2 separate regions of the Mus musculus genome follow, and region 2 is linked to region 1. The links are chromatin loops, found by intact Hi-C in ENCODE. Cell type or tissue: heart. All regions are shown on one strand. Each heading gives the region's core, and the rest is flanking DNA. Links, peaks and the distances in the headings are about the cores only. Region 1 holds the start of LOC102631979 (a long non-coding RNA gene). Region 2 overlaps Ddc (dopa decarboxylase).

Evidence for each region. Hi-C counts contacts between places; a loop is a spot of excess contacts. Peaks named below come from ENCODE experiments on the same cell type or tissue, not always from the same donor. Only the 100,000 strongest peaks of a DNase experiment are listed, where the experiment ranks them.
Region 2: a loop joins it to region 1, with 2.7 times the contacts of the local background. A loop is called at or near these places in 4 of 42 quality-filtered maps.

Annotation. Positions count from the first base shown.
Region 1 is chr11:11,956,674-11,971,425 of GRCm38, reverse strand. Grb10 (growth factor receptor bound protein 10) reads left to right here. Exons shown (of 17, transcript NM_010345.4): 3 at 784-1,003; 4 at 3,741-3,894. The coding sequence starts at 810. It overlaps LOC102631979 (a long non-coding RNA gene), which reads left to right and starts at 3,901. Exons shown (of 2, transcript XR_381046.3): 1 at 3,901-6,873; 2 at 6,910-13,020. RefSeq lists enhancers at 8,805-9,570, 13,683-14,684. In heart, for the core only: no CTCF peak of the experiment used is centred there; DNase peaks (open chromatin) are centred at 5,035, 5,525 and 6,475; H3K27ac peaks cover 2,439 bases.
Region 2 is chr11:11,868,726-11,883,477 of GRCm38, reverse strand. It overlaps Ddc (dopa decarboxylase), which reads left to right. Exons shown (of 15, transcript NM_001190448.1): 2 at 2,828-3,036; 3 at 7,120-7,233; 4 at 10,225-10,344. The coding sequence starts at 2,836. 1700042O10Rik (RIKEN cDNA 1700042O10 gene) reads right to left here. Exons shown (of 4, transcript NR_045178.1): 2 at 12,322-12,514; 3 at 399-521. Among named protein-coding and RNA genes, the nearest start is that of 1700042O10Rik, 8.0 kb to the right of the region's middle. In heart, for the core only: no CTCF peak of the experiment used is centred there; a DNase peak (open chromatin) is centred at 8,047; H3K27ac peaks cover 2,500 bases.

The DNA of each region.
Region 1 (14,752 bases), core at 4,289-6,788:
CTATTTGTTGCAAAGAGGTGAGAGCTATAGTTATCTGTAGGTGTAAGGATGAGTTGAATCCAATTAGAAGCTATGCTGGTTTATTAAAGTGATATTTTAAAAAAAAAATCTCTAATATCCATGACTAACTTGTACTGGGAAATTGGGTAGGTTTCCAGCACTGGTCTTAAGTCAAATTAGAGAAATCATTGGTTGCCACCAAGATATGGGTGCCACTATTGCACTGTTACTGTCTTGCCATGCTGGTCACTGTTGTGATTCATGGGTGTTATAGCTGGTAGGACTGTTGGTCACCATGTTCGCTTCATAGCTTTCATAGGACCTTTTGGTCTTCTGAAAGCTACTCCTAAGGGAGGAGATTTTCAAGTCAGATCCTGCTTGGGTGTTCCAGATCTTATGTCTAAACTTCATGGTATCTTTAGCAATAAGGACGTACCTTCAGCTTCCAGAAGCAACCAATAGCAGCTGCAATAGCTGTATTATTCTGAGGGTGTCTTGGACTCCCCTGATGAACAACCCAAAAGATTTTTTTCATGCTTATTTGATAATATATAGCTTTTTCAGGAAGCATTGCCATCCCAAATGGAATAACTTCATTTTGAACTATACATGTAGTATGTATACACACAGACTTAACTTGTATTGTATGTTACTAATATGATTTCATAGTAATATTAAAATACTATTTGGTTTAGGAGCCTGATCATCCAAAGATAACCATTTTGGTGGAACTCTATACCCTCACTGACATTTTTTTCTTCTCTTGCCATTTTTTATGTACAGAGCATGGTCTTGGGCTTCAAGTACTAATGAACAACGATATTAACTCGTCCGTGGAAAGCCTTAACTCAGCTTGCAACATGCAGTCTGATACTGATACTGCACCACTTCTTGAGGATGGCCAGCATGCCAGCAACCAGGGAGCAGCATCTAGCTCCCGGGGACAGCCACAGGCGTCCCCGAGGCAGAAAATGCAACGCTCGCAGCCTGTGCACATTCTCAGGTGGGCCAGAACATGTGCTGTCTGCACAGACAATGCGCTCTGCTCTCCAAATGGTGATGGGCAGTGACTGTAAAATCAAGTTAGATGAGTTTGTTCTCTTAATAGCAGCTACAGTTGTTGCCCTATAATCTTGAGGAAGCCGACCCGCAGTCCTAAAGCCAAAGCACAGTCCTGCCCCCTACCCTTGTTTACTGTAGTTTTCCCTACACACACAGAACAATGGTGAATTTTGGCTTATTAATTAGACACTATAATATGTACAACAATAATTAATAGTACAAAAGAACAATTATAATGCTAATGAAGTCATATGAGTGAGTTCTATCCTTCCTGTTGTGATAGTGAAGTGACACAAAGTGGTAAGATGGAAGGAAGAAAGTGGGATAGTTGTTGTGATACACAAGGCTGCTGTTGACCATCTGTGGCTATGTCATCAGAATTTTCAAGTCATGCCTCTGCCAGCTGACCTCAAAGAACTAAAAGTGCAGCTCTCAATGGCTTTGGGTATGCTGTGTAACATTTCAGCGTTTGGTGTGAACTTGCTGCCTGGCTTAGCAGCTATACCTTTTCCTGAGCTCCTGATTCACAGCAGATTCCTTAACCATGCTCCAGGTTCATGTTCCTCAGAGTATTGTCTATAGACCAGCTACAGTGTCCTCCAGGGCCTACTCAAAAATGTACAGTCCCCAGAGTGGTTCTGTTTTGTTCTTATCCCTAGGAAACTGAACAGAAATGCATAGCTGTGTTAGCAAAAGGAGAGTCCTGGAACCTTGAGAGAACTTCCTGGGAGGTGACAGATCTCTGATCTGAGTTCAAGCTAGTCAGAAAGTGGAAGGTTGGAGAGTGGAGGCAAGGAGAAGATTAGAACATATAAGAAAGGATAGATTTTGGTTTAGGTAGTGCAATTCTGACTTGGAGAGTTAAGGGGCAGGAAAGAGAGAGCAACATGGCTGCAGAGTATGTCGTGACATGAAAGCCATCTGAAGAACCTACAGGCCTGCAAGTGATGGGGCCCCGATATGAAGAAAGATGCAGTTAGGTGACAGCACTGCAGAGCAAGAAGCAGTCACGCTCTGCGAGTATGTGACATTTATGTGGAGTTAGAGAGCACAGAAGAATAGGAGAGCGGCTGGGTTGTGTTGAACAAAAGCAAACAGCATAGTTAAGAGTGTTCAGTAGATAATAGTTTTGTTGAGAGGAAGATGTGGAGCCTATAGTCATCTCTGGTTTATAAAAGCAAGCTGAGAAAAGGAGTGCTTGAGGAGCACTGCCTTTGTCTGGCTCCTTCTCAGGATCCCATGAGTTACAGGCTTGCATGACCGAGCAAGGATCATGAGCTCTTAATACAAGCTTGCCCCTGCCTCGCTGGGAATTCACAGATGTGTGTGCAGTCGACTATGCTTGGGATTGTTGCCCAGCCTCTGTCCAGCTGGAGTTCCAGCGGTTGTACTTTCTCAGCACTGCCTATTCTGGGACGTTCTGCTCCTCCCTGCTTCCAGAACCGTCTAAAAGGGTTCTTTATGGTCTGACATTAAATCTTCTTCAGCCTCAGTAACCAGCTCCCCTAGGTGTCCTTTCCCAGGATGTGGGTGCTGGGTTCACACTGCTGAGGGGCTCCCGGTGATTACAACAGGCTGGGTGAGCTAAGTGGAGGAAGATATAAAGGAAAAGTCTGCAGGAGGCCCAGACATCCCACAGGCTAAATGATGGAGCAGGAGGAGGACTTTGGCGAGGGAGAGAATTATTTTCAAGTGGATGAACCAGGCAAGGTTTTGGAAGCACAGACACCTCCACCTCCCAGGTCCTAGCAGTTTTGTAGCCATCTTGATATCTCTGGGTCCTGGGTCCTCTCCACAGACACTTTCATTTTGCAGCTTCAGGGACAGCCTCTTTTGATGTGAGCCTCTGTAACAGGGATTGCTTTCATCTTTTCATAATGCCCCTTAATTACACTTCTGGGCAGTGTCTGTGAAATGTTATAGCATTAAAAAAATTAATGAGGTTAAAAATGGAAATAATTTATAAATTTTCAATACACCCTAATAAAGAAGGAGGATTCTGTGGGCTGCTGGAACATCAGAAACAGCCCTGTCTGGTTCTGTAGATCAAAGATGGTGAAGCTGAAACTGCTACAGGAAGACCAGGATTTGTTAACAGTAAAAAATGAGCTTTCTGCCACATCATCAGACTGGTATAGGAACGACTTCCTCACGTATCACAACACAGATTCCCTTCATTCCTTGAGAGAGCTGGTATCTTAAAAGTCAGAGCATATGTTGCATAGTAGCCACCTTTTAAAGTGTTAGCGAACACTCGGGATTAATGGCCAATCCCCAAAATATTCTCATCTTAGAGAACAGAAACTGAACTCTTTAATAGCAGCTCCCCCCTCTCTTTCCTCTGCCCCTGCCATTCTACGTTCTGAATTCAACTGTTTTGTATGCCCTGTACAATGGAGTCTGCCAGTGTGTGTCCTTCTGCTACTGGATTTATAGCATAGGTCAGAATTCCCTTCCCTTATTGTCTGGATAATTTTCTTTTTAAGGCTACATGATATTTCATCACCCATTCACGGTTGGACAATTAGGCTGCTTCCTGATTTGGGCCACTGTGAATAAGGCTGTCATGAACATGGTTGTACCAGCATCCACAGAAACCCAGCATTTCCTTCTCTGGGGCGTAGACCCAGCAGGTGTGTGCTAGGATGGCAAACTAGTTTTTGACTCCTTCCTTATAGGCGCCTTCAGGAGGAAGACCAGCAGTTAAGAACTGCATCTCTTCCGGCCATCCCCAACCCATTTCCGGAGCTCACTGGTGCGGCCCCTGGGAGCCCTCCTTCGGTTGCTCCTAGCTCCTTACCTCCTCCTCCGAGCCAGCCACCTGCCAAGCATGTAAGTGGTCCCTGACTACAACACAATGATGCATTTCTTTGTGGAAAAAGGACAGAAGTTCTAAGATAGCCTCTTTGGGTTGATACTGAACTTTTTTTTCATGAGTTCTTTTAATGTGTTGGCCAAAATTCAATTTACTAAGTTAGGAATGTATCAGGGTAATTTTGCAAAAAAAAAAAAACAAACAAACAAACAAACAAACAAAACAAAAACAAAAAACAAAACATTAACTATGCACTTATGTATCATTTATTTATTTATTTATTTATTTATTCCTGAGGACAACATGTGTGCTATGATGCATATATATAATTAAAGAACAGCTGGGCATGGTGGCACACGCCTTTAATCCCAGCACTTGGGAGGCAGAGGCAGGTGAATTTCTGAGTTCGAGGCCAGCCTGGTCTACAGAGTGAGTTCCAGGGCAGCCAGGGCTACACAGAGAAACCATGTCTCGAAAAACAAAACAAAAAAAAAATTAAAGAACAATTTTCATAAGTCAGTTCTCTTTACACCATACGGGTCCTGGAGGATTGAACTCAGGTCCTCGGGCTTGTCACCCAAGTGTCTTTAGCCTCTCACCAGACTGAGGAATGCATCACTGTGTTCAAAGAATCTTTTGATTGTTTTGTTGTTGTTGTTGTTATTTATTGTTGTTCTTGCTGCTGCTGTTGTTTTTTAATTAATGATTTGATGTTTAAGGATGATTTTAGCTCTTTTAAAGAAGTTGTGTGACCAGGTCATCCGGGTCAATCAGCCTTTCTGCTATGGCACACCGCTGGGCCTTCCTGTGCAGGCACTCTTCAGTATGGGATACAATCAGAGCTTCCATCTTGAGGTCTTGACTTCAAATGCAGCCTGCTCAAGGCCAAAGAATGGCCACTTGACTCAGGAGATAATAACTGCCCTTTTAAAACTTGTTTCTCATTTGAAGTGGTACTATGAAGTAGAGAGCTAGTCACTGCCCCCATGTGAGAAACTCCCCAGTGACAGCCATTCAGCTTATCAGAGACATGAGCAGGGGAATCGTGGCATCTCAAACTCCCTTTAGCAGTGAGCTAGGAACAAGATGGCCCAGGGCTCAGCAGCATACCACACCCTGCCTGCTGCAGGGAGTAGAACATAGACAGTGACTTTACATGGAGGCTCTGCTCTGTGCAGCGCATGGGCTGCTGTGGTGCTCACTCACTTACTGCTGTAAGTCAGTACAGATGTCAGTCACCTACAGTAAAGTGAGGCTGGTGTCAGCATACAGTTGTGTCTGACCTAGTGTTTCGGCCTAGAGTCCTCACAGGCTTCCTGCTACCTTAGCTGCCTCTTTAAAACTTGCAATTTAGAAGATTCTGTGTTTTCCCACTAGACCCATTTTTTTCCACTTGCCCACCTCTGCTGTTCTCTAACACGGCGGAGCCAGCCAGTCCCATTCTCTGCAGTCTAGTGGCATACAGCACCAGGCTCTCCAGCAGTAGGCTTTTTTCTAATACTCTGCTGGCTTTGGAACACTGCTCCCCATGAGTGCCTCTCGAGCCGCCCGAATTACAGCACTGTCAGACTTAGAAGGTGAGGTCAGTGTCCCTTGTCTCGGAGCCAGCACTGTCCTGGCTTCTGCACAGGGTCACATGCTGAAGTGCATCTGGGCTGTCTACCTCCCTGGTGACCTTCTGCCTTGAGTAAGGATCCTGATGATCGTGCATGGTTTGTCCCCGAGGTTGTTTACAAGTTTCCTGTCCTGAAGTAGACCACAAAAGTACTGTCTGGCCCTCGCCTTGGCTAGCAAGAAAATGAGCCTCCTCCCCACCGATTGTCCAAATTTGTAAGAATAAGGAAACCCGGGAATTTTGCCTGCTCGTGTTTTTCTTGGGATCAGAGTTGGCTCTTCATGAGAACAGTGCACTGGCGTGTTTGTCGTCAGATTCCTCAAGCCAACTGGGACCAGTGAGAGCAGGGAAGGTGTTTCTCACTTGTGGAAGGCTGCTGTTCTTTGTGGCTGTTTTTAGTTTTATTGTGTATTTATTCTTTGATAACATCATACATGTAAATTATATATTCTGATCAATATCTATTTATTTAGTGGGGGGCACACATGCAGTACAGTGAGTATGGACATCAAAGGGCAATTAATTAAGGACTCAGTTCTCTTCTCTCATATAGATCCATGGCTCAAATCAGAGTAGTACCCAGGTGCTCAGATATGCAGAGCCATCTCACCAGCCTTTTTGGTTTTGTTCTGATCCACTGAGTTTTACTGAGGGTCAAGGTTATTTACCAAGCATGAGCAACTTATTAATGGCTACACCACTGAAGAAAGTCATCCCGTACAGGGGCTATGCCGATAGTGTAAAGTGAGCTAAATCCCGCTTGCTACCATCCAACAAACACTGCCCTGAGTACAGTTTGTCTGGAGGTCTGTGTACTCAGCAGCCTGGTGGGACAGCCTTAATTGGGAAGGGTGTGAGGGACCCCATTTCACTGAGGACTGACATAGTTACACATGACAATGGCACTAAAATGGCTACCGGTTGTATGCATTTCCAAGTTGTCTCAGCCACTGTCAGGATATATTTAGCTGCAGAAAACCAAACCTGGCTGGCTTCCTTCATGAGGACACTTAACTTTCATGGAGTAGGATATCTGGGGCAGAAAGCAGAAGCTGCCCTGACCTTGTTCCCTGTTGTGGAACTTAGACACTATCTCTGTAGGCAGAGCAAGTGTGACCAAAGTTGGGCCTGTCATTAAACACAACCTTTCCACCTCAGTAGGCGAACCAGGGGCTTGAACACATGCAGTGGTGACAAGGGAAACTGAGGTCCTATCTGGAGTATGCTGACACACCAGACATAGCACCAGACATAGCCATTGCTGACTTGTACTGTTCAAGGGCAGAGCTTCTAAGACATTGGGGGGATCAAGGGAACTCGGGAGAGGAGGTCTGATTCATGCTAGGTAGTGCTATAGGAGAGGAGGTCTGATTCATGCTAGGTAGTGCTATAGGAGAGGAGGTCTGATTCATGCTAGGTAGTGCTGTAGATGGGACCTTTTCTGAATTCATAACAAGCTCAGCAATGGCAGACCACACATTGACTCCTTAGAGCATGTTTTTCCCTTTGCTATTTAAACACAATTACTCTCATAATTTTTTGTGCCCCATCATTAATGGTGCATAAATACTGCCTCAACTCCAAACAGTTCTTTTCTCTTTGCTTCATTTTAAACATTAATTTTCTGGAACTGAATTGATGGCCTTAAGCAGGATTCTACTTCTGCGCTTACTGATGACCTCCGGGGTCTGCCTAGGCTTAACCTGCTCTTCTGTGAATGCACTGCCACTCGAGACCTCTGTATAGTGGGAAAATCTAATCCCGGCTACTATGTGCAGAGTAGACTCTCCTCTGCCCGAAGGCCTCAGCCATACATTTACTAGTCCTCCTGCTTTCGGTGCCTTCACAGCTAGGTGTGTCATCTTTTCTGCTGCCTTTTGAGATCTGAAGTATGGAGACCTAGATCTAGCCGAGGTTTAACTTGAGTTCTGGGATCCCAGCTTGAGGCAAATTGTGGCTGTTTAGAGAAGTCCCTGGACTGTAGCTAGAAATGAGACGGGGATGCCCAGTGAGACAGAGACAATGCCAGTATCCCGTGACAGCCCAGCGTAAGATATATCAGCTCATCCTGTGTCAAAAGATAAAACCCTCTGCTTGGCACCACCCCTTTCTCCTCTGACCTCCTACTCACTCACATCTCTCCAGGGAGGCCCTGCCTGGTTGCCTGTCTCCTCTGTAAGAGGCAAGCCCAGTGTGTAGAGGGTGAGCCCAGGCTCATGCAGTAAGGCAGGGCTGGTGGCCCCTTCAGAGCAGCAGCATCTCAGTTCCCTATCTGTCTGAGGAGGCTGGTGTCACTGACCCTAGCCTCTCAGACCAGTGGTGACATTAATTCAGCACATAGGAAAATGTAGGCACAGTGCAGCTGCTTCCTATATTTGATACAAGACCTAACGCCACAGCTGCCACTGTGGGTGCTTATTTTACCCTCTTCTCTTGTGGAATAGAACAGACCACCAGAGACTTGCTCAAACAGCAGCCAAGACCCAAGAAGGGCAAGGCCACTTTGCAGAGTCAGTAACTAAAATGTCAAAAGAATAGAATCTGTATCTGAGATCACTCACATGTAAGACCTTTGTTGAAGCAAGGTGCCACAGCAAATCCCAAGTAGCAGAACACCCCTGAGGAAACTGAACATTCGTATACCATCTCATTAGGAGTACCCTTGTGAGTTTTCCAAAAGCAGCCAGGCAAAACCACTAGCTTGGGCTGGGGGTATAGTTCTGTGGTGCAGCATTTGTCTAGCAAGTACAAGGCTGTAGGTTAGGAAACATGTTTATTCCATAGTTTGGGAAATTTTGCATTTTCCCCCACGTTCTTGGGAATTCACATTTCCTACTTGATCTTAGAAGACCTGAAAAAGTGAACAAAGAAAACTCAAATTAATCTAGAAATTTTTGAAGGAATTAAAAAAACTTTACATATTTTAAGTATTTATTAGATATTACATATTATAAAAATACATAAAAACAGTTCCCACTGAGCCTACTTTGAATATGGTGCTAAATTGCCCAAGATAAAAGTGAAGGCTGCCCCTGACTGTCACAGTTGATTGGTGGTGTTACTAAGTGCTCAGAGCCCCGAGCATTACAGCCTCTGGAGCCAGAGCATAATCCTCTTGCTTGGACGACGTGACAGTACCTTCATGTCTCTGTTCAACTCTGAACAAATGATGCAATCACAGCAGGGAGTCGTGACCTAGAGCCGACCATGTGCTTGGCTAAAAATGAGACAGGAAACCATCCCAGGAATCTCATGTGAAATCCCAGCCTAGTGTTTCTCTACACTATAAATATCTTATATAAATTCTATAAATTTGAGACGCCTAGCTGATTACTATAGCCTCAGATCTCTCTTATCTTGAAAAAGTACTGCAAACATGAACCTTTAAATTTTATCTTGTAGAAAGAACCACCAGCCTTTAGCTACAAGGAATGAGTCTGTGCCTTCCCTGCACATGGACCAAGGTGATAAGATCCTTCTGCAGAGTCAGTGACCAGCAAGGGGAAGGGCTTATTTTTTGAATATTGATGATTCAAAAAAAAAAAAAAAGCCTCTGACTTTGCTAGAAACCAGAAATCATTTTCCTAGGAAAATTGATTTGCGAATTCTTACTTGATGGTTCAGCTTTAAATTTCATTAGAAAATGGGAAGGTCGCCAGCTAGTGAACTTTTTACCTGATTAGCTTCTGTCCTAGTTAGCTTCAGCTGTCAGATTGACACAGCCCAGAGTCATCTGAACAAGGCTCAGTTCAGAGATTGCCCAGATCAGATTGGCCTGTGGCCATGTCTGTGTGAGACTGTCCTGACTGATGTAGAAGGCCCAGCCCACGCCTAGGCAACCCCATGCAGAGGTAAGCGAGTCTTAGCTATATAAGGGAAGCTGGCTGTGTGAATTTTCCTGTTGTTCCCATACTGAACCCTTGCCTGACTTTCCACAGTGATAGGCTGGGACCTAGACATTATAAGTCAAGTAGCCCTTTCCCACCAAGTTGCTTTTGGTCAGTGTTCTATCTCAGCATCAGAAAACAGGCTAGCATCCCTTTTGCGATGGCTTGGCTTGCCAACTCAAGCAGCACTCTTCCCTGTGTTTGCATCCACAGTTCACCTTGTAGGGAAAGCAGCTTGTTACACCCACAACACGAAAATGTCTGCTCTTCATAGCTGCAGCCTGTACATTACTCACACAAAAGTGAAATCTGAAATGCTTCAGACTCCAACATGAGGCCACAAGTAGAAGACTCCACCTTTGCTACTTCATTAAACTATTAACGTATTAAAATTATTGTTTTATTATACAAAAGAACCGTCACCCTAAGGATTAGTCCACTCTTGAAACATAAACTTTAGGTTTAGACTTGGTTTCCTCCCCAGTTAACCTCATTGGGTAAATGCAGATAGTCCCCAGACTGAAGAAACTTAAAATCACAAACATTTAAGGTAGGCCACACTTGATCTATGAGCAACTGAGAGGGTGGATTTTCCCCCCACACTCCATACCTCTGATGGTCCTACTGGTTTAGAACAGAGGTGTCTCATGAAATTATAAAGTTGAAAGCTTTTTGTCTTAGCTGAGGGTATTCCATACAACTGGAAAATGTTCACCGACACTACCAAGCCTTAAATCTTAGCCTCTTCACTCTCGTAGCAGGCATTAGTCTGAGTATAAAACTGCCTTCCTTGCCGGCTGAGCTGCCTTGTTCACGTCTGTGCCTGTGCTTTTTGCCCAGCATGGCACCTCCCTCCTCCCTCTTTCATGTCTGGGTACTTGTCTCCCAGACATTCACCTCACTCTCTTAGCTAGGCTGAGTGAGTCAGGACAAACATAAAAACGATAAAGACTCCCTGGAGGGAAGCGAGTGAGGGTATTTTGAGTGTCTTCAGCAGGGAAATGGGGTAAACACCCTCCTCTCCTGTGACCACGAGTGCCAAGTTGCTACATTTCTAGGAAAGAGAGTACAGATGTTGACCTCATCTGGAAAGGTTAATAATTACATGCCTTCAGATTCTCTAGAGAACTACATGCAAATGACTACTTGTTTATCTTTCACCTTACCTCAAAGTAGTTTCCTTCTTGTAATTGTATCCGCAGACATTCCGTGCTAAATCAAAGCAGTAGGTTCCTAACGGTTTTATAGTATTCTGGCATCTTGGATTCATTTATATGTGCAGTTCATTCCTGGGCTTTTATCCCTGAAAGTGTTTCTGTTCACACCGTCCCCACTTTCCCCACCAAGCCCTGGAAGGGAACCAGATCAGCGGCAGCAATATCATAAATATTTGAAAGGGGAAGCGACAGTTTTTCCTTTTTCATTTAACTCTGGAATATAAATATGAATTCTGAGCATTGAGTCACAACAAAACAGTGTTTTAACAAGCTTGCCACCACTGCAGCAAAATAGATCTGAGGCACCAACCCGTAAGGATAAAAAGGTTCTTTTGACTCAGAGTTATAAAGGGCCCTCCTTGGAGTGGGGGTGCTGCTGTCAAGTGAGGCACAGAGAGGAAGAGCTCAATGCCACAATGTCTCCTTGACAGGCAGGCCCACAGGGGCTGCCCACAGGGGCCCACAGGGGCTGAAGAACCACCCAAAGCTCCCACTCTTCCAAACTTCACCAGGCTAGGGACCAAGTCCCGGACACATGGACCTTTGCAGACACTCAGCTCAAACTGTAATAGTAAGACAGTAGGCACTTTCTCTCTGTTTTTGGTTTCTAAACATGCTCCCCAGTAAAAGGAATAAAGTTTTTTAAATAGTAAAGGCAAGGTATAACGAGGATGGAGGAGGCCGCTGGAAGAGCAGAAAAAGGAAGGAAGATGGAGATCAGGAAGCCTTGAGTGTGTGGTCCCAATAGACATCTCCAGGAGTGGGGCACAGCAGACCTGGTGACCCAAAGGGATCTCAGCATCTCTTCAGTGGTATTGCCTGCCCTGAACCAGGTCCTGGATATGTTCTACTGAACAGCCAGAGCTCTTCAGGACTTTTTAGACCATAGAAAAGTCCCAGGAAATAAAGACCTACAGAGTAAGAGACCTAATGGGGTACAGCTCTGTCCAAGCGGGGCCCATGAATTAGACAGTCATGTGGGCCACTGAGAATTCCCTGCTGTTGATCATTGAACTAGAGTTATATAAGAATGTTTCCAGTTTAAAAAAAATCACATAGTCTAGCAGACCCCAGTAGACAGAGAAGAGAATGGAAAGATGAGCAAGTAAATGAGGCCAGAGGCTGCTATTAGGGAACCCTGATGAAGCACATACAGAAATCTATACTACTTAAACATCTGTGCAAGTGTCAAAGTATTACAAAATAAGATGTTCAACCAAAAATAAAAAATAAAAATAACAAAAAGCCCTCTGTATAAAACCAAAACTATGCCCTGTCTACACACAAGGTGACAGACATCACCAGAGCAGGCCACCAAAATTCTTTGCATCTACAAGAAGGTTATCTTTGAATTTTTGATGTTTATATTAATTTCCTTCCAGATTCAAGGCCAAGTCATTTTGCTTGCCTGGAGCATTATGAAAACCTCTAGCTCAGCAATAAGTCCCCACCCAGGACCCATCAACCCTTTGCAGAGTGACTTTCCATTCTAGCCTGAATGCATACACACATACATCTTCTCACTGTCTTTAACCCCCTTCACCTTCTAACATCTGACACCCCTGGTTTTTGCCTCTGTTGTCTGCCTCTCCTCCACTTAAATGAAGCTTCATCTACCAAAGACATTTATTAGAGGGGGCAAATCCATAGAATCTTCATGCCTGGCACTGAATAGGTTCTTAGGGAGTATCAGCTGAGGGAATCCGTTTTAGAATGCACTTCTCACTTCATCCCCTGCAAATGGACCTGAAATAACTTGCAAATTTTCACACAGTCCAACTCAAATCTTTTAAAAAGTTTTAAATTACATTTTAGATTTGTTTTATGATAAGTCTAGTAAACTTCAAATAAAAAAATGCCTCTTTTTTGGAAAAGAAATGTTATAAATCATACTTGTAGTTCTGTATTGCTGAGTTCTTTGATGGGATTTCTAGGTTATAAAAGTGTTATGCCACAACTTCAGGCAGTGTTTCAGTCTAGCAGTTGGAAGTTGCTACATGATTTTTTTAATTCACTCTCATTTGCTGAGATTATTAGTAAAGGCAGCTGTACTAGAGTTATACTATGCATTACAAAGAGCTGTCTTCCATTCATGGACATATGTACCCCATGCTCCACCCTGTCACCTCCGCAGTCATGTCTGTACTGCTGACACTGGCCAGGCCCAGTGAAGGAACCCATAAGAGCCCAGCACGATAAGGCTTTGTACATGACACTTAGGAATGATCTGTGGGTCTTTTAAGAGCCACCTACTCACTGGGGAATGGGCCTCAGATAAAATAAATCCACTAGAGTCTAGCTCTTTTCATATAGATAACTTCCATTTGTATTCAGTCAGGAGACCTCTTCCCACTCCTGTCCAAAAACAAAAAAAAACAAAACAACAAAACCAAAAAAAAAAAAAAAAAAAAAAAAAAACCCACAGCCTCAAATCAAGAGATCTGAGGCAGTGTCATTTGCTTTTGTATCTGTCCTGGAAACCTCTTTGACTCTGAGAATACCAACCATTTGAAAGAAGAAAGTAAAAAGTGTACCATTAGTTTTGTGTCCATGTCCATCTTGAGATTGGACCTCCTAAGGCTCTGCTCAACAGACCCCTATTCCCTTGGTTTAAAGGAATTAGCACACACAGTTATTTCCTGGTTTGAGTTTCTTCCTTGCTCCCCAGCAGATTCATCTGCCGAGCAGGCCAGAAAATGGTGTCAGTGGTGTCCTCCGTAGCAAGTTTTGCTTGGACTGCTGGAGTTTTAGTCTAGAAACAGCCATCTGAGAGGGTGTGTGTGGTATTGATTAAAACATTCAGTGGATGTTGGGAATGACTTAGTGAGTGCAAGCTCTTTTTGAGGTGCTTTCATACACTGCTTGTATGACATCCTGTGTGTTGAACCATCCTAATTGTAGTGCTAAGAACATCCAATCACAGGGGTTGATGCATGCAGCAGGTAGGAACATGTCTAGGACATGTGGGCTAAAAGTCCACACTGAACCACAATTTCTGTCTAGTGTGGCAGATGTGAGAAGTGGATACCAGGGGAAAATACCCGGGGAAATGGGAAACGGAAGATCTGGAGATGGCAGGTGGGTTTGTCCGCTAAGTTACTTGTTCCTCAACAGATTAAGCATTTTGCCCAAAATGTCTGGCCAACTAAGTCCTTGAGAAATGTTTGAGCTTAATAGAGAGCTGTCTTAGCAAGGCATGATGTCAAGCAATTTATCTTAAGAAAATAAACATATGCACTAAAATATATATTTGAAGACCATCCTAATAATTCTATAATAAGAATAAAAAGCAGGGGGGCAGTAGGCAGCGTGGGAGAAGTCTTCATTTGTGATGCCTTGAAAGCTCTGAAGCAACAAAGAAACATGATGACATGGTGAAGTGTTTATGATGTAATGTGAAGCTCTACAGCCCAGCTTAAAAGTGTGTGTGCAGTATGATTACAATTCTGTCAGGGTTTCTATTTATAAATATCTGGGCAGAAGAATGTTGTCACAGTGAGTCTGTGAAGTGTTGGTGATTAGCTGAGTTTATTTCCCCTGTGTTCCTTACTGTATTTTTCCAGTTTGATATGGGAATCACGTCATATCTACATAAAGCTAACATATGTATTTGTCTTTATACATCAGTTTTATGCATATGTCTGTATTTGGATATGTGTGCATATTGCTATTGTATAGGTATATTCATGTGCAAACGTGACTGTCTATTTTGATATCATAATTCTTGAGTTCAGGCAACCCTTGTCTTATTTAATAAGCGTTCTAAAGCCCAATAGCAGTGACCTGGCCACTTGGAAGTGACAGAGACGCTGTAAAATACTTTCCTTATCTGACAAGGTAAGTAAGATAAATCAAATGTTTTTAAGAGCAATGAATTACTCGAATAACTTTTACCACTGTACATCCTCAGAATTGTTTTGTTTTATTATGAGCTGTTAGTGTTTGTTATTATGAGCTGTTAATTTCGTACCATGTCTGTAAATGAACTTTTATCACAGGCACACAATTATAGAAAAACTCATGTAGCTTATAGTGCTCTCCTTTGTCCCAGGCAGCTCTGGGGGCCACGAAGGTGAGGGAGCCTTGTTCTAATTTGTCTTTGGGTCACTAACAGATTCTTTTTCCTAAGTAGCTTTCAGTTTTATTTGATATGACT
Region 2 (14,752 bases), core at 6,511-9,010, 90 kb after region 1:
TACAATAAATTGATAGTGGCGGGACTCTCATTACCAAAACAAAAATCTTGATTTTTTATTTTCAGTTAAGGAAAACGAGGGTTAATATGGTAGCAATTTGAGAAGTATGTTGGTGTATAGCCACTAAACATGAGTCAGGGTCTGTACGAATAGGTCATCTATTGACCCTGAACCTCAGCTCTGCATTTTGCCGTCCCCCCCACCCCCGCCCACCTTTTCCCACAAACAGAGCTGGAAACAGATAATGATGGTAATACTCAGCAAAGGAGGGGCACCGCCTGACTGTAGCCAGGTCCCAGTGCGTATGTAGTATGTCATCGTGAGAAGGCACAGGACAGAATGCATTTACCAATATGGTTTCCCTCCCGCCTCCTGTTGGGCTGTAATTTATAGCTTACCTTATGTATCACCATTGTCTCCTAAGCACTCTTGGCTGAAATGTGCACCCAAATGGTAACTCTGAAATGGAGGCTGGGTCATCTTTAAATCATGCCTGTGTGTAGTCCCTTTAGTGGAGAACACTGGAGGAAGGAAAAACCTGATCAGGTACGTTGTCCTTGGATACCAACTATCTCCTAGCTCAACATTAGTCAGCTTAAACCCAGTTTGACAAAGAAGCCCTGCCTGCAAAGCGGATATTGCTAGCATCTAATCACATGTATCTCATCTCTTTCCACCCTTGGTATCTATCTGATCCAGCTTGCTACTTCCCAACCCCGAGACTAACTCCTATGCTCTCAGTCATTTTTCTTACTCACTGGGTTTAGTGGGTGCTATCATCATTGCCCTTGGTTGTTTGGTTAGAGTGAGAGACACCTAGGAAATTGATAAGGCACATGTCTTGGTGCGTATGGGACAATATTACCAGAAACTCTTGGAGGGTGGTCAGTGAACTGACAGAAGAACTAGCTTTGCATCTGAGCAGCACCAATAGACTGGGTCAGATGAATCAAAAGGCCGAAGGAGGAAGTTCCACTGCCCTGCCCTAGCAGGTATCTGTTTTTTGCTGCTGTCCTGACTGGTGGACATCAGACTCTGGCTTCTTCCGTCTCTCAATAAATACCAACACCCAGTGACTCCCTGTGGTACCTCCAGGGCTTTGATTTCTGGTTGACCATTGGTGGATCCTGTACGGAGACTTCCGGTTTCTTGGACTTAAGTGCCAACTTGTTTCTAGTCCTCCAGCTTGCTGACAGCCATTGTGGGAAGAAACAGCCTCTGAGCATGTGAGTCAACCCAAAAAACCGCCTTTTGTAGTTAGAAGTATATGTATATGGTGGGCTTCACTCCTCCGGAAAGCCCTGAGTAATCCCCCTTTGGCTACAGCTCCCCATCTGTCCCTGGTGTTTCAAAGTTGAGGGCAAACTTTTTTCCCCTATGCAGTACTCTTGAATAAAAATCTGTCTTCCCATTTTAAAAAAGTGTCTGATGAATCATTTTGAACGCATTTAACATCACAAAATCTGTCCAGCCCCCCTCCCATCCCAGACAATGGGGAGCATGGGGCAGTGCTGGGAACAGGACATGAAGGTCAGCTCCAATGCTAATCACAATGGATTTGACTCATCCCCAGTACTTACTCTGATGGAAAATCCATCTTCAATTACAAAGCTCTGGACTAAGGGAGGGATTTAGAAATGTATCCTTTGTTTAGCTTTCAATTGTCTCTCACAAATTTAGCAACTATTCAGGAAAGACATGTTACAAATGGGGAGGACAGGATTCTAGCAGGTTGTCTATCTTTCTTGTTTTGCAAATACATTTGATTTTTACCAAACATAAGTTCGAGACACTCAGTTTCTCCAGCATGCTAACTTGTATCTGAATCCTCACTTAAGGCTCACTATGCCTTCCTGACCAAGCACAGAGCCAGGGAACTCCGTGAATCATCAGAAGCTCACAATCCCTCTGCGGTTGAACCAGGCGCTTCTCTGCCTTGTGTTTTGAGCTCTTGTGATGTAAATTAAGGGTCCTTTCGCCCCCTAATCTGTTTTGACCTCATCTTTTATATTGTTACTGTTTTTCTTGTGATTTTACTGTTTAAAACGACTCTCGAAGAAATGTACTGCAAAAAGATTTGTCTCATGATCTGCAGCCCAAGTAAGCCGCAGTAAGTGCCTGGTAGAAAAATGACTGTATGTCAGCTTCACTCAGACTTTTGGAATGTTGAAGAAGATAACGAACACAAACTCTTGATAGCTGCCTGTGTGTCTGACTTGGGTAATATAAAGAAAGTACCATCCTGATAAGCAGATTATAGGCAAAGGTGCAGGTCACCAGGAGATGGGATTCCAGGAAAAGACATATATCTCTAGCTTTGGACAGAGCTGTGCTGTCTTAGGCTCTCGGCTGAGCCTCCAGAGATTGTGGTCCTACCCTTACCCATTCTTCAGGGGCTGCCGTGGCCGTCTTCATTTCTCAGCTGAAAAGTGGGGCTCGAAGTGCAAGGCTCTCATTCAGATGGCTAACAAAGGGTACATACAGGCAGAATGTGGGCCAGAATGGGAACCAGTATTTGTCATTAAAGTCGGAAGGATCCATAACTGTGTGCTTCTTGCATTTTACTGTGATATTTTTATTTTTAAATGAGGGTGCTGTTCTGTCTTCTGCTGACTGTCTTGTGAGATGTGGAGTGGTCATTGTGCAGCACTGTGTGGATCCAGTGGCATGTCTATCTCATCCAGACATAGAAGGTGGCAAGGGATGCTGGGTTGGGGACTGAGGGTCTTTATGATATAGAATCTCTGCTCCCTGGACTTGCTCACCCCCCTGCCCAGTTCAGAGTTATAATGTTTTATTGGTTGATTTCTATTCTCTCTGTCGGCAGTTTTCAACATGGATTCCCGTGAATTCCGGAGGAGAGGCAAGGAGATGGTGGATTATATAGCTGACTATCTGGATGGCATTGAGGGTCGTCCAGTGTACCCTGATGTGGAGCCTGGCTATCTTCGGCCCCTGATCCCTGCCACTGCCCCCCAGGAGCCAGAAACATACGAGGACATAATCAAAGACATCGAGAAGATAATCATGCCAGGGGTAAGTGAGTATGGATTTGAGGTCAAATAACAGCTGGGCTTATGCCTATAAAGCACCCCCTGAAAGCTGTACTTCCAGTGTCATGGGGTCACCACAACACGTAAGCTAAAGAGAAACTACTAACCTCTGTTTTGCTTTCAGCGGAGACAGCTTAGGTTTAGAGAAGTTAGGTGGTCCATGAAGCTCTCATGGGAGAGTAAAGGATAGAGCCAAACTACATAGGCAGTGCAAGGGCTTTCTCCAAGGCCTCCAAGACCAGTATTTGCATCACCATACAGGGTTCCTAGAGGGTTATTCTTTGATAGCACGAAAAAATAAGCTCCTAGTGGTCGATTGCAAGCAGTTTAATTAATTACCCTAAATAAAGGTACTTGCATCGTTCTTAGATCTGCCAAAGGCTAACGTTCATGTACCCAGAAAATGTTTGCTCCATTTTGTTTGGGCATGGACAGTTGTGCACAGGTTCTGCCTAAGGGCACAGAATAGCTGAGCTATCCCTGATAGTCAGAGGGATCAAAGGGTTGCAGTGAATCTCAGTGCCCCGTCTCCAGAGTACTACTTTACCCAGCAAGCAATTTACCTAAAAGCCTATCCTTTAACATGGCCTTGAACAAATGGGTGTGACCCTGATCATTAATTCCTGAACGAAGTCTGGGCCTGGTGCTGGTAACACTGGCGGATTGCACACACCCCTACTGGGGCTTACTAGTTGTGACTTTAAGGTGACCGAGGAGTAGGCAGGAGGGGATCTGACAGAGTGGACAGTCTGCTCTTGTTTTCACAGAGAACACAGAGGCTCTGGGGAGGCGCATAGTCAGCCAAAGTCCTGGGCTTCAGAGGCAGCTCCTCGGTTCCAGAACATCTCTCATAGCCCTCGTCAAGTTTCATCTTAAGGAGATTTCCCATGGCATTTGTTCTTTGAATATAACTCAAAATTCTGGCTCTGGCTTGGGAGTTGAGCAAATAAACTAAGCCGTTCAGCATAAAGCCAGTACAGGGAGGCCTAGTCAAATGTCAGGCCAAGTAGGAATACAGGAGCGCAGTGCTGGAAAAATGTGCGGTCCTCCCGCAGGAGTCTGTGTTCTATAGGAGTATTTACTGTGCAGAGCAAAGCTGGAAAATGCAGAGGCTCTGGCATTAGCTCCCCAAGTTACAGATCCAGCCAGCCCCCTGCTAGCTGTGGTTAACCAGAAGTTAGGTGAAGAGTCTGTGCTGTGCAGAGCCAGTGTAGAACTATCCACCCCACACATTCTGTGGCTATTCACAGAGAGGAGAGCAGGGGAGTGCGCTTTCCAGTCAGGATTCACCCTGGGAGGGCGGCAGACAGTGTGGAGCCTCCAGGTACCTGAAAGAAACTGAGGCCCTGGGCCCCATCTGTGCCCTCTGGCCCTCTGCCTTTGTGCAGTCTTTGGCCTCTTCCTCTATGGGGCTTTGCAATTACACTTTATAAAGGCATTTCCGCAAAGACAAGCGAGTTACCACTACAGATGTTTTGGTTTTTATCTGAACATTCTTTTTTTTTTCCCTAAAGCCTCATGGGCCTCACTCCTGCTCTGCTGAACACATCACTCAGCCCGTGAAGTTCTCCAGAGCCTCCGAGACTCACTGTCAGCCCCTCCCTCCCCCTCCCTTCCTCCCTCCCTCCCTCCCCCTTTCCTGTTCTTCATTACCCTGATTTTCTTCCACTCTCACTTTTTTTTCCCCCTCTGGCTCTGTCCCACTCCCAGGCCTGGAGACAGACTTGCAATGAGCCTTGCTGGAATCTTCCAGCTTTTAATGAGCTATCCTAGTTGGCTATCTTCTTAATCGGGGCTTGCTCGTGCCACATAAAGGCCTAGTGTGGTTTTACTGAGAAAAGACATGTTTATATCTTTGCAAAGACTATGAAAAAAAAAAAAAAAAAAGCAATGTGTTAGTCAGCTTTCTGACCCTGTAACACAGCTGGAATGACAAACTTACATGGGGACAAGGTTCATTTTGACATGTAGTTTTGGAGGTTCAGCTGCAGGACTCCTTGGTCTTGTTGCTTTTAGCTGGTTGTGAGCCAGTACATCATGGCCGAAGCACACAGCAGAGGAAATCGACTCACTTCAGGGCTGGAAAGCATTGGGGGGGGGGGGGGGGCGGGGAGCGGGGGGGGGGCGGGGGATCGCCATCACAGCCTCCTTTGAGGGCACATCAGCAAAGGCCTCTTAGTATCTCCCACTAGTGCCACCTTGGGGTGTGAGCCTCAAACTTAAGGAGCTTTAGGAATTCTTAAGAGCCACGCCATAGCAAGATGTTATAATAAAGAATGTAGACGTGGCAGCTTCGACATGTCTCAAGTTTGTGGAGGTTGGGTTCAGATAAGGGCTTCTTAAGTTACAGAGAGCAGCTTTGTACCCCACAGTGGTAGGGAGCTAGCTCTGGTCTCCTCCTCCTCCTCCCCCACCACCACACTTAACGTCTCCCCTCTAATAGCTCCTTCTATGCCTGACACCCAATGCTCCTCACATCCTGCAGACCCCTACTTTCATCTTTACTTGAATGTTTACATGGAGTGATTTGAGCTCGCAGCTTCTATAATGACAGGATCTAGGCCCCTCCTGCTCTCAGGGATCGTCTTTCCTTGTACTCTGGCGAAGAATGAATGCTTCTTTTCCATCTCTGCCCGCAGTTCACTTTGTGAAATCTCTTCCCCAGGACAGGCATATCCTTTAAAAATATATATATATATATATACCAGCCTAAGACTGTGCCTCATCACAGAAATTTGTACTTTGTACAGAGGAGAGTTTCTGAGTACATGTTCCTTACACTGGAAAATATATCCTGATTTCAGAGATCTTAAAACCCTCAGAGTTTTGTCTTATAATCACTGAAAAAGAAACATTTATTTGACTAGAATCTGGAGGAGAAAAGTCAGAAATAGTCTCACCTGGCTAGCGATGCAGAAAGAAACATAGTTTCTGGTTTTGGGAAATCAGGAGTGGACCATTTTTCCAGAATCTTTTGATCAGAACCATATAAGCATTCTGAACTTTTCAGAGAGAAATGTTTCCTTAGCCTGCTACAAACCACCACACAGAAGATCAACTTTCAATATTTCAAAAGTGGAATTTTTTATTTAATGAAATTCGGTGGTGGGGTGGGATTTGTGTTCAAACTTTCCAAATGGATACAGTCCGTGCCCTCTATAAATTCTGGAATTGTTAGTCTATGATCAGTCTCATATCTCCTTATACGAGCCCAAATCCCATCACAAAGCCCCACTCTCATGATCTACGTACCTTGCCAAAGCCCTGTCTCCTAATACTGCCATTTGGGGCTGGAGATGTTGTTTCAACTTACACATTGCAAGGGAAAGACTGCTCATGTAGCCAATATTGGTCTGTGTGTCCTTACCACTATCCTGGTTCCCACCATCTTAGGGATTCCAAAGATCACCACCTATGAGGCTCTTTTCCCTGTCAGTCTGAGCTTTTCCACTGTACCTAAGTCAGGGTTGGCACGGAGTAGGTTGTTTTCCTCTTCTGTGCTAGAGGAAGCAGGGGAGATTGTGGCTATTATGAGAAACCGAGGTAGCAACAGCTCTTCTTAAAGGAACTGATTGTTAGATGGACCAGATTGTACAAGACAGTGGAAAGGGACAATACCCAAAAAAAAAAAAAAAAATTGTTTTTAAAAATTGGGTATTAAAAAAAAAACCAAAATAGACAAAAGCAACTGAATTTGCTAGGGCAGCTTTGAGAAAACCAAGCCTTTTGCACTAGGATCTCGGTTGTGTGGTGCAGTGCTTTCCCTGTCCAGAGAACCCAGGAAGAACCCAAAGAGGTATTGCTGTCGCTCCTACCTAGAGACTTCACGTGTTATGAAAAAAATATAATAATTCCTACATTATCTTCTGAAGACAGCATTTCCTTCTTGACTAGCAAAGATATTGAAGCACAAACAGGAAGTCTGTTTACTGTAATGATAATGGGGTGAAATTCAGACAGAAAGTATAGGATGATTGAACTTGAGAAACTCTGCCCAAGTTGCCTTCTACAGGTACCTTGAGGAATTCACCACTTTGTCCTAGAGTAACTGTCCTCCTCCCCACAGGTGACACACTGGCACAGTCCCTATTTCTTCGCTTACTTCCCCACGGCTAGCTCATACCCAGCTATGCTTGCAGACATGCTGTGTGGTGCTATTGGCTGCATTGGTTTCTCCTGGGTGAGTATCTCCAAGACACTGTGGTGGGGTCTATTCTTGCATGAGACGGTGATCCCTTTGCACACAGGACAGAAACAGGTGGCTCTGTCACCTGTAGGTAGCAGGGCTACTTTGCAGAAAGCAGAGCTTGGGTCCCAGGGAGGAAGTTTCTAAGGGAAGAGAAATTCTGAGTGGAATATGGGAGAGGGAGGAAGGAGAAGGAGAAAGATAGAGGGGAGAGGGAGGAAAGGAGAAGAAGCAAGGAGAGAGGAAAGGAATGGAGGAGAAGGGGGAAGGGGAGAGGAGAAAAGGGAAAGAAGAGAAGCGAAGGAAGAGAAGAGAAGGAAGAGAAGAGAAGAGAAGAGAAGAGAAGAGAAGAGAAGAGAAGAGAAGAGAAGAGAAGAGAAGAGAAGAGAAGGAAGAGCAGAGCAGAGCAGAGCAGAGCAGAGCAGAGCAGAGCAGAGCAGAGCAGAGCAGAGCAGAGCAGAGCAGAGCAGAGCAGAGCAGAGAAGAGAAGAGAAGAGAAGAGAAGAGAAGAGAAGAGAAGAGAAGAGAAGAGAAGAGAAGAGGATTCAGCATAGTACTGTTTTTTGGTTTCTATTTGTTTGGTTTTGTTTTTTTTTTTTTGTTGTTGTTGTTTTTAATAACCACTTGATTTGAATCAAAATCCCAGTTCAAGGTTGTGAAGCTTCCATTCCCCCAAGACCAGAAGATTGCTATGCACTCTGACTTTGGAGACGGTTCCTACCCTTGACTCATTCATCGGCCTCCCACCAGCCTACTGTCCAGCCTATCTGATGGGCAAGGAGGCAGAGCAAAAGTGCTAAAAATAGGCCCATGCCTGCCTACAGGCTACTCACCCCTCCCTGTGTGAGGTCCTCTTCTACATGGAGTAAAGACTTAGAAAGTTCCCTACTGAAGGCATCTGGCCTAGGTCTCCCTGAGCTCTGTGTCCCAGCTGTGTGCTTCAGGCAAGATTTGAAGCAGATGTCATTGGCTCTCAGGTTCTGAGCCTGCTCACTCCATGAAGAATTCCTCAAAGCCTAGAACTGTCTTGGGCTCTCTAGATAGAGAGTGAGTGTCTCTCATATTTGTGCCTTAGATTCTTGTGCTTATGAATTCTCAGCAGCCATCAGGGCCCAGCTGAGCTGACTGCTTTACCACATGGCACCTGATTTTCTTCCAGCTGGGATACTGAGGGGCTGGGCTAGTGGGAGTCACAGCTCATGGGAAGAGCTGAGATGGCCTTCTTGCTGAACTGTTGCCATTGCTCTTAGGTCAGGCACTTGGGGCCTTCTTCTATAGACCAAGCCTAGGATGAGTGTATCCTTTTCTTTCATTAAATGTTGTTGTGGCAGGTTTCATTGGTGTCATTCTGCTGCTCCAAAAGCCACTGCATATATTTGTCTGGAGACCCAAAATCAACCTCTGACTTATCTGCTTTTCTAGGATGGTCTTGGTTGAGGAAGAGCCTGACACAGAGGTTGTGTTGCTTGATAGCTGTGGTTCATAACATGGAATGTTGGCTCCTATACTGAGAATTAGCATTAGCTTGGCTGCAGTAGCACCCAGCAGGATGGGGATAACCATCTAACCAGCAGGGGGAAAGTCCTCAGTTCCTCTTGTCATCAATGTGTCATAATTCCAGAATGCACAAGAGCAGCCTGGTCACCATGTTGTGCCCCTTAGGTAAAGACCCAAAATAAATGGAGGCTCAAGTCACTTTTGCCTGGACCTGAGAGTACCCAGCTAGCTACTTTCTGTGTGCAATGAGAGGAGAGAAGCCAGACACCAAATCACTGGGGAATTAAAAGACTACATGAGATGAGTGGCTTATCTGATGTTGCCTAGCAGAAGAAAGTAGGCAGTACCTGTTTTCTTGGCTCCATCCTGCCCTATAAAATTTGCTCCTGGCCATGGAGGAGGGTCTTCTAGTAGACCTTTTTATATTGTTCTGTTATATGATCAAGCACACCGAGCACAAGCAGGCAGGCATGGTGCCATCCCCCTTACACCAATCTGGATGAATGAAAGAAGCTATATCTGAGACTGAGTTCAGGCATTTGAGGCCCACCTGAGATTGAAAGAGTTTAAATTTGGGTTTTAGCCAGGCATTGGCCCTAAACTCCTCAGGAACTGGGCTGCTGTTTCAGCATTAGCTCTTAAAGAACCATGGCTGTGTATGTGGTGGGCTGGGGAAGATGATGCATCCAGGGAACGCTCTCAGCTTATACCCTGTGACCTGTCATGGGGAGATGATACAATTGGTGGGGTAACTCAAAAGGGGCCCATAGAGGTCTACCCTCATGGATCCCTGATGGATCTCATCTGGAAGGAGATGAGGAAGAGAGAGAAATGTCTTCCTTGTAAAGCTCTGTCAGTGTTGTCAGGCCCAGGCTCTGCTTCCAGGCCTCCTGGCAGAGCCAACCCCTGAGGCGCCCTGGGATCTCTGGGAAATGAGAACATAGCATTGTCTCGATCCATTTTCAGGGGGAGAACAAAATGCTGTAGCCTGAATCCTTTATAAACATTAGAAGTCTACTCGAGGGTGTGAAGAACATGCTACTGGCATCTGGCAGCAAGGCCTGCTGTGTGATCGCAGCAGAGAATATGCAGCGGGCAGCAGGCATGCGTGAAACAGACAAGAACTTCTGTTCTTGGAGTGAACTTCCTTGTTTCCATCTAATCCACTCCCGAGACGACCCACTTTCCATCAGTTCACGAGCAAGGAGCCACACAGGCTGGCTGACCCGTAAACTCCCCCACCTCTTAATATTCTCATCGTGGGTTCAGGTTTCAACATATGAATGTGGGAGACACACTCAAATCCCAGAAACCAAGGGATTAATTCCCCACCAAGGGTGGATTTGGGGGGCAAAAATGTGAACTTTTTGTTAAATTGATCAAATAAAAACCACCAAAGAAACAATGCTTTCCTGTGTCACTCCTTTGTGCGGAGGCCAGCTGCCTTGTGGCTTAGCTGCTCACTTTCTCCCCCAACCCCCACTGCAGGCTGCAAGCCCAGCGTGCACAGAGCTGGAGACCGTGATGATGGACTGGCTGGGGAAGATGCTGGAGCTGCCAGAGGCCTTTTTGGCTGGAAGAGCTGGGGAAGGGGGAGGAGTGATCCAGGTAAGGCGGGGAAAGCGGGAAGGCAGACTTTTGGGAGTATGGGCTCCACAAAGGACCACAGCTGCAAACAGAAAGCGGCGCCCACGTTGCTTTTGGCCGTGCCTTTAGGTTTCTTCCAGAGAACAGGAAAGCCGGGGAAGTATGCTCTTGGAGAGTTGATGGAATCTGGATTTAGATCCTGGTGCTGTTTCCCATGAGCACTCATCTCCACTGGCTCTTCTGGTATATAGAACTAAAGCTAAAGCATAGGTAGATGTTGGCGTACCCATTGCTGACCTCCATGTCTAGGCACTTTCCAGACACACTGACTTCTCACTGTGAATTAGGCACTCCATTTGACAATCAAGGAAACTGAGGCCCAAAACAACTAATAACATACCACTCAGCTTCTTGCTTGGGAGTTACAGACCTTGTGTCTGTGTATTCTAGAACCTAAGGTCTTGCGGCCACCACAGAATCCTATCTTTACCACAAGTGACAGCTGTGGCCATGCTTCGATGGCTGTATGTGCTACTTGGCTGTATGTGTTATTTGTCTGTTTGCCAACAGCTTACCTAAGGCTTCTGCTATGTCTATGCATACATTTAATTCATTCTCTGTATTCATCAGGAACAACTGTAGAGCTTACAAGAGGGCACACAACAGATGCAAATGACAGCCGTGGTGAATTTTCCATTCCACCAGGATCTTCAGAGTGAATGATTGGAATTTATGCTTTTTTTTTTTTTTTTTTTTTAAGACAAGGTCTGACTATGTAGTCCTGGCCTGGAACTCACTATGTGGAGCAGGCTGGCCTTGAGCTCTGAGGTCCACCTGCTCTGCCTCCCAAATGCTGGGATTAAAAGAATGTCCCATCATGCCCTGGCAAATGTGAATCTTTACAAAACATTTTGTAACACAGACAATGAACTCCATTAACTCAGCAGCCCTCCTTATGTTGTTTTTCTCATGTCAAGTTCATGGTTTTAACACTGAGAAAGTATTACTAACCTTAGAATCAAGAAGTTTGTGTGTGTGTGTGTGTGTGTGTGTGTGTGTGTGTAACATATAGTTTTTTCAGAAGCTCTGATAAGCAGTGATAGCTCCACATATCTTATGGATGAGAGCACTGAGGCTGACAAAAGAATGCCTTTGTGGAAGATCACATGTCTGCTATGGACAAAGTAAACTAGGAAGCAAGACCCTTGTCTTGTTGTCCTGGGACTATTTGTTTTAACTTCCCATGTATTTTAACCTCCAATGTATGGTCTCTTTCTTAAGGGTGCTACATGCAACTTAGTGGCTTTAAATACATTTCTTATCCTATGGTTCTGAAAGTCTGGCCTAGGTTTTAGTGAACTAAAATCAAGACTGTCATCTTAAAAGCCCAAGGGGAAAATCCATTTCCCCCACCTCCTCAAGTTTTCTAAAGCCTTCTGGAATTCCTTGGCCTGCTACTCCCATCTCCACCTCCCAAAGCAGCTGCATTCCATCTCGCTGACCTTTCTCTCACTGTCATGTTCTGACTGCAGATGTGAAATCGGGTCTCCACTTTTAAGGACCCATGTGATAGGATTGGGTCCACTCCGATAATCCAAGGTAATCTTTCCAAGTCAAGGTTCTTAATGTAATCACATTAGCAAAGTCCCCTTTCCCCTGAAAGGTAAACAGTCTCTGTCTGGGAAAGAGGCCTGGCATCTTGGTGATGGGAGATGCAGCGCGTGTTGCATGCAGTCTGCAGAAGCTCCCAGAGAGGATTTGTTCTCAATGGCTTCCTAGCCTCTGCCCCTAGAGAGCCAAGCTCAGCAGGGCTCCAGTGGGCCTGAGAATGTAATTCTTGTTCATTCTAATGCATTAGAGTGGGCAAGCCAGCAGTCCCTGTGGCTCAAACCATTCTTTTTTAAAGTCTTTGAATATGTCCCTTTGTCATAACTAGGTCACTGTAAGTAGGGAAGCTGATAAAAATGAACTACTAGAGTTAGGGAGGCTGAGAGTCACCTGTAATACCAACAGTTGAGAGGAGGAAGCAGGAGGATCGGGGGTTCATGGCCGTCCTTGGTGAATTCACGCCAAATAATTCTGGGTCATGCCTCTGAAGACGGATCTGCTGGCTTCTTTATCCCTGAATGGCTGCAGACTCTCTCTGGACACTCTGACTTGATTGTCCTTGTTAAGGACGACAAGCATGCCCCTGGGACGATAAGCATGCACCAGGGTTAAGGTTAGGGTTAGGGTTAGGCCATTAGACCCTATTAAATAAATAAATAAATAAATAAATAAATAAATAAATACATACATACATACATACATACATACATACATAAATAAATATTACCATATGGATTTTATACTATAACATACTAGTACACACATACACATGTATGTAATAAGTAAGTGTACACATATGCTGTACCATAACTGAAGTATGAATGGATACTATGAACCAGACTTCTCAAAATGACAGCTGGAATGTTCTCGGGAAGTCCCAGTATAATTTCACAGAACTTCTTTTTTCTTTTCAAAGGTTGTGTGGCATGGTCAGACTTCCTTGGGTAATGTTACAAAAAGGCATGGCACAGATGCTGTTCTGGCTTGAAAAGGGGCTGCAGCACACGTCCCCAAAATACACAGTCAGAGATGTTTCTTCTAGGTGAAGCGCTGGTGGCTTTCCAGGTGTTGACGCTGGAATCCTGATTTTCCAGGGGCATGCTTGTCGTCCTTAACAAGGACAATCAAGTCAGAGTGTCCAGAGAGAGTCTGCAGCCATTCAGAGCTACAGAATCCAGCAGATCTGTCTTCAGAGGCATGGCCCAGAATTATGGTTTATTTATTTCTGGGCAAGTATCTCACTCTTCAGAGTAGGCCTGACTCTAGAGCAGATTTTTTACTATAACTCCACATCTTGGCTGAGATTTTAGCTTTGTTAAACCCTGCTACCTCATGAACAATACAGCTTTCTATCTACCTTGGGATATTTCCTCTTTTCTATGTTAGTGAGGAGGCCATTTCAACCCTTTTCAGGGGCTTGAGTTTCCATAGACTCAGTACCATTTTCTTAAGCTCTCTCTCTAAGCTCGCTCTCTCTCTCTCTCTCTCTCTCTCTCTCTCTGAATAGCTTCTTTTCCCCCCCTCTTTTCAGTCATTTTCTCCTCTATATTTTCGGTGAATTGCTCATGGTTTTCTGTGTATCACTGTAATTTTCCACATTGCCAATTTACTATCTCCCATGTCAATTTTGATTACACTTTCTTACTTTTAAAAATGATTGTGCCCTCTGTATTTATGGATAATGGGCACTCACTGTAAAATGGGAAAATGCAGTAACTATTTTAGAGCATAATTCTCTCTAGTCTTAGTCTAGTATCTCTGTATGTGTGGTTACATAAATTGAGATGATTCAATACATATATACAATGTTTTCTTATATTTTCACTGTTTAAATACTTTAATTTCTTTTTTTTTTTTTTTTGGTTTTAGACCAGGCTGGCCTCGAACTCAGAAATCCTCCTGCCTCTGCCTCCCGAGTGCTGGGATTAAAGGCGTGTGCCACCACGCCCGGCAATACTTTAATTTCTTACTACTATTACTGCTGTGTGTGTACACGGTAGGTGTGCACGGATACTCATGCCATGACTCTCACAGGGAGGTCACTTTGTGAAGTGAGCTCTTTCTTTATACCTTCTTGTGGGTCACCAGACTTAAAGGATAATCTCTCTTCCTATTCAGCCATCTCACTGGCCCTCGGCTGTTTTAAACTTTTTCTTAATTTATTTTTTCAGTTAGTAAACAAAGCAACGGGCTTCATCATAGCACTTTCACACACACATGTGAAATGTTTTTCACAAATATTTTATTCTTATCTACCTTCTTTCTCCAGCGCTCTCCCTCACACTTCTTGTTACTCTGTATTGGTCCTCCCCGTGCCCCGTCTTGTCCAAATATTTTTTTGAGAATATTATTGCTGTACAATTTTTAGGATGTACTACAATTTATGTAAATAACACATAAAATATTCATGCCATATTACACTTTTCAGTCCTGTGAGTAAGAATTCAGAGGACAGCCTTTAGGACAAGAGGCAACTGTCTTCCATCAGCTTCCTCCCCATGGCACATAAGTGCGCCACCAAGACCAGAATAGCACCACAGGAGAGAGCACTTTTGGGTCGCTTGTCATACGGTGAAAACAATTTCATTTTCGAGTCTTTATATCCAAAGACGAATCTTCTAGTTTTGGTACTTCTCAAAGAATTTTACAAGTAACAAAATTTATTGAATAACTATTACAAAACCGACTGTGTTCTAGCCTATTTATTGTGCTTTATATAATCAATTTTCATCCTCAAAATACTTATGAGGATTAGTTGCATTATCAACCTTAGTTTTCATAGCAAAGAGATTGAGGCTCAGACAAGTTCAGTGGCAGAAAC